2 separate regions of the Homo sapiens genome follow, and region 1 is linked to region 2. A link is a loop called in an ENCODE intact Hi-C map of the cell type or tissue named here. Cell type or tissue: body of pancreas. All regions are shown on one strand.

Region 1 (2,500 bases), 360 kb before region 2:
AAGCGATTCTCCTGCCTCAGCCTCCCAAGTAGCTGAGATTACAGGCATGCACCAACACGCCCAGCTAATTTTGTATTTTTAGTAGAGATGTGGTTTCACCGTGTTGGTCAGGCTGGCCTCGAACTTCTGACCTCAAGTGATCTACCCACTTCGGCCTCCCAAAGTGCTGGGATTACAGGTGTTAGCCACTGCGCCCGGCCACTTTTGAAATTCTTTCAGGAGATTCCCGAGTGAAATGTCTGAAGACTGCTGCCTTGGGAACAGGAGCCACGGGACACTTTCTGCCTCCGGCTGCCGGCGGGTAACTCGGGCCTGGATGGACTTCCCTGCCAGCTTGTTTCCCAAATTGCCGCGCGGGCCCAGAAAAGAGATGAGAGCATAAACCCCTAGGGGGCGCAGTCCCCAGGATCCCTGTCTTCATGGAGTGGGGCTCATGGGGTCAGGGCTTGGGTCAACTCCACTCCATAGCACGAAATGACTTCCTGGAGTCACGTGCGTGGGGGAGGCTTAGCCCCTGAAGGAGAGCCACCTCTCTTCAGTGACTGATTGACTGTGCACGTGAAATATTTTATTTTTTCTATTTACTCTCACAGATTTGGGTTTTCCCTCCTCTCATCCTTCTCTCCCAGCCACACTCAGGCCTGGGGCTCCATTCTGCTGCCCACAAGGTACGAAGTGGGTTAGAAGCAGCAAGGGGACCCACAGGCAAAAATACTCCTGGGAGACAGTGGCGAGGGGCACATGTTCCCCGGGGCTACTAGGAAGTGGCCCCAGATAACGTCTCAGCTGATGACAGACTTTTAATCACTAAAAGGTAAACACTAATGTGCAGGAATCCTGTTTGTTTGCTCACAGATGTACCTGACACACAGTAAGTGCTCAGTAAATGTTTGTAGAGTGACTGAATGTTTGCTGGACCTCCTGCCCCTCATTCTACACAGAGAAAAGCTAGGCTGACAAAGGTGAAATGATTTGTTGAAGGTCAATGGAAACCTAGGGCTAAGCCGGGACAAAAACCAAGGTCCACTGATGCTTCCTGGGCCCTAGAGTCTTGAGGAGGTGCAGCTCCCTGTTCTGCCCCCAAGACTGGCCTCAGTCCTGCCTCTCCCCCTCCCCAACCTAACCCTGGCGGCAAGGCGGGGCTCCCCTCGGGCCCAGCCTCCTCGCCATCCCTGGGACCCCGCACACTCACAGGTGGCAGTCTGTGGGTCTCTGCTTCTCTCTCCTCCTCTTCCCCCTGCCCTTGGGTCTCCTCCTGCAATAAGCCAAGCGTCAGGACAAGGTGGCTGGGGAACCCCATGCTAGGACAGAGGCTGGCAGGCCCGAGAATAGCCCCGAGCCCCAGCCAAACCACTTACCTTTCCGGCTTCATCTTCTCCCGCAGAGGCCTAGGGAAACAGACAGAGAGAGGGGCAGAGGAACGTTAGGAAAGCAATAAGTGGGGCTCCCTGCCGCCCGGACAGGTCCCCTCCGACATCCCCAGTCCTGGTCCTGCAGCTGACACTGAGGCCACTAGGGGGTAGCATGGAGTTGGCAAGGGAGAGGTGGCCAGAGCCTCAAGGCTTCACTCCCACTCCAGGCTCTGGTGACCCCACCACGAGAGGGACAAATCAACCTCCTGGGGACCCCTGCCACCCGCTTCTGCACTTCTCAGCCTCTTGGCATCAAATTTGGTTGTTTCTGTCTGTTCTCTGTTGCTTTTTCTTTCTCACTTTCTTTGCTGCTTTTTTCCGTTCCTTCCAGGGTGCATTCTGGGAATTTCCTCAGGGACAGGAGATGATGGCCAGACAGCGGACTGGCTGCCTGTCAGGGCACAGCCCCACTCCATCCGGAACAACATGGGGAGTGAGCGACGGGGTGGGAGGAAGGAGGGAGCATCAGCCCTGAAGTCACCAGGCATGTCTGGGCTCTGCCTCCCAGGGCTGTGGCTGTTGGCCCAGAAGCAAGAAGAAAGGTGTCCCTGTTGCCTGGCCCCTGGCAGGGGATAGGGCCTCAGTCTTCACTGGGAACAGTGGGTAGAGACATGGGACAGCATGGTAGCAGTCAGCTTTGGGGCCAGGACATGCTACCCTCAGCTGGTTCCTCCCTTGGGAGCCAGGGCAAGGTACCAGGGCCTCTTGGGACTGTCTGGTTGTACCTCTCCATATTGGGCAAGTGACAGACACTCTTGGAACCTCAGTCTCTTCATCTGCCTGCCCCAAAAGAGTGGCTGTCAGGGCAAAGGGGATGGAGAAGGTGACTCTGGGTCACCACCCAGCATTGCACCCAGGAGGGTTCATTACCGAGCTCTTGTTATATGGCTAAGCTCTGGCTTGGAGGGATGGGTGGAAACAAGTTGAGGCAGGGTCTCCAACACTCCAACAAAAGGGGCAGCCATAGCCCTGCCCAGGAGGCAAGGCTAAGCCTGGGGGCTATTAGAAAAGTGGTCATGGCCATGAAAGGTAGCCTGAAAAACGAAGGCTTACGAGTTAGGTCAGGGCCCAGAATCCCTCCTCCCACA
Region 2 (2,500 bases):
GGGTCTGATTTTTGCTCACAATTGTATCCCTGATGCCCAGCACACAGTAAGCAATCAATAAGCATTTATTGAAATGGAAAAAGCCTATGCCTTTTTTTTTTTTTTTTGAGACGGAGTCTTGCTTTGTCCCCCAGGCTGGAGTGCAGTGGTGCCATCTCGGCTCACTGCAACCTCCACTTCCCTGGTTCAAGTGATTCTCCTGCCTCAGCCTCCTGAGTAGCTGGTATTACAAGTGCGTGCTACCACATCTGGCTAATTTTTGTATTTTTCGTAGAGATGGGGTTTCACCATGTTGCCCAGGCTGGTCTCGAACTTCTGACCACAAGTGATCTGCCTGTCTCGGCCTCCCAAAGTGCTGAGATTACAGTCGTGAACCACTGCGCCCGGCCAAGCCTATGCATTTATGACCAATGAAATGCTTTTACACCCTCTCCTGTGGCTCCAATTCCATCTTGATTGATGTTGGTTGCTTGGTCGAAGGAACAGGACATTTGGGGGCTTCAAGGGAGGCCTTAGCCAGCTCCTTTCCTACCCTCTTTTCCTTTGAGGAAGAAGCTTCCCTTTCTATGACTAGACACTTTCAACCAGTACTTCTCAAATTTTAATGTGTCTATAAATTACCCCGGGGATCTTCTTTTTTTTATTTTTATTTTTTATTTTGAGACCAAGTCTCACTCTGTCGCCCAGGCTGGAGTGCAGTGGCGTGATCTCGGCTCACTGCCACCTCCGCCTCCCGGGTTCAAGCCATTCTCCTGCCTCAGCCTCCCAAGTATCTGGGAGTACAGGCACTCACCAGCACGTCCGGCTAATTTTTGTGTTTTTAGTAGAGACGAGGTTTCACCATGTTGGCCAGGCTGTGTGTCGAACTCCTGACCAGCAGGAATTCCTGATCCACCCGCCTTGGCCTCCCAAAGTGCTGGGATTACAGACCTGAGCCTCTGTGCCTGTCCTTCGACCGGGGATCTTCTTAACGTGCAAATTCTGAGGCAGATCTGGGGTAGGATCGAGATTCTGCGTCTCTAACAATCTCCCAGGTGAAGTCCATAATGCTAATTCCAGGACCAAGGCTTTCACATTTCGGCATCTGTGATCTACAGGCCACTGGGATTTCCACGCTTTAGGTTGAGTCGCTGCGCCCCCTCTTGACCACTAAAGGATATGACAATCTTCGACCGAGGGGATAAAGACACCGTGCATGAATTGTAAAACACATCACACTCTTGGGGAATAGGATCTTCTCTAAAAGCAAATGGGCATACGGATTCCGATAGCATTAGTACATTTATTCTTCATTTTAATTTAATTTTATTTTTTGTAGAGACAGGGTTTTGCCATGTTGCCCAGACTGGTCTCGAATTCCTGAGCTCAGGCCACCCACTCGCCTCTGCCTCCCAAAGTGCTGGGATTACAGGCATGAGCCACCGCGCCCGGCCTGCAGAGTGTATTCTTAAGAATAAATTGGGGTGGGTGTCGTGGCTTACGCCTATAATCCCAACACTTTGGGAGTCCGAGGCGGGCGGATCACGAGGTCAGGAGTTCAAGACCAGCCTGGCCAACATGGTGAAACCCTGTCTCTACTAAAAATACAAAAATTAACCGGGTGTAGTGGCGGGTGCCTGTAATTCCAGCTACTCGAGAGGCTGAGGCAGGAGAACCACTTGAACTTGGGAGTCGGAGGTTGCAGTGAGCCGAGATGGTGCCATTGCACTCCAGCCTGGGTGACGAAGCAACACTGTCTCAAAAAAGAAGAAGAAAAAAAAAAGAATAAATTTTCTGATCGGGCCTGGTGGCTGCGACTATAAGTGTGTGCCACCATGCCTGCCTAATTTTTGTATTTTTTTGTACAGACATGGTTTCGTACAAAACCTTGTCTCCAGCTCCTGGGCTAAACACTCTGCCTTCCTCGGCTTCCCAAAGTGCTGGGATTACAGGTGTGAGCCACTGTGACCAGGCCTCCTTTTTTTTTTTTCTTCCTATTTTTTATATATGGTGGTAAAATACACACAACATTTGCCATCTTAACCATTTTTAAGTGTCCAGGTCAGTGGTATTAAATACATTCACAATGTCGTGCAGCTGTCACCACCATCCCACCATCTGTCTGTCTCTAGAACTCTGTCTCCTAAAACTGAAACCCTGTACCCATTAAACAGTAATTTCTTATTCTTCCCTCTCCCCAGCCCCTGGCATCCACCATTTTACTTTCTGTTGCTATGATTTTAAGGGACTTTATATAAGTGGAATCATACAGTGGGTATCCTTTTCTGACTGGCTTGTATCACGTAGTATAATGGCCTCAAGCTTCATTCAGGCTGCAGTATGTGTTGGAATGTCTTTCCTTTTTAAGGCTGAATAATATTCCATTATACATATACACCACGTTTTGCTTATCCATTCATCATTGATGGACATTTGGGTTGCTTCTACATTTTAGCTATTATGAATAATGCTGCTATGAACATGGGTGTACAAATATCTCTTTGAGATCAGCTTTCAGTTT

The links. Hi-C counts contacts between places; a loop is a spot of excess contacts. Peaks named below come from ENCODE experiments on the same cell type or tissue, not always from the same donor. Only the 100,000 strongest peaks of a DNase experiment are listed, where the experiment ranks them.
Region 1: a loop joins it to region 2, with 3 times the contacts of the local background. A loop is called at or near these places in 18 of 110 quality-filtered maps.

What each region holds. Positions count from the first base shown.
Region 1 is chr14:74,945,021-74,947,520 of GRCh38, forward strand. It overlaps PGF (placental growth factor), which reads right to left. Exons shown (of 7, transcript NM_002632.6): 5 at 1,359-1,388; 6 at 1,193-1,255. LOC107984690 (a long non-coding RNA gene) reads left to right here. Exons shown (of 3, transcript XR_001750826.3): 2 at 220-2,500. Among named protein-coding and RNA genes, the nearest start is that of PGF, 9.3 kb to the right of the region's middle. RefSeq lists a silencer at 1,439-1,488. In body of pancreas, CTCF peaks have their summits at 387 (motif pointing right) and 1,507 (motif pointing right); DNase peaks (open chromatin) are centred at 381 and 1,521.
Region 2 is chr14:75,302,562-75,305,061 of GRCh38, forward strand. No RefSeq gene overlaps it. Among named protein-coding and RNA genes, the nearest start is that of LINC01220, 9.4 kb to the left of the region's middle. RefSeq lists an enhancer at 1,658-1,827. In body of pancreas, a CTCF peak has its summit at 1,137 (motif pointing left); a DNase peak (open chromatin) is centred at 1,120; H3K27ac peaks cover 1,063 bases.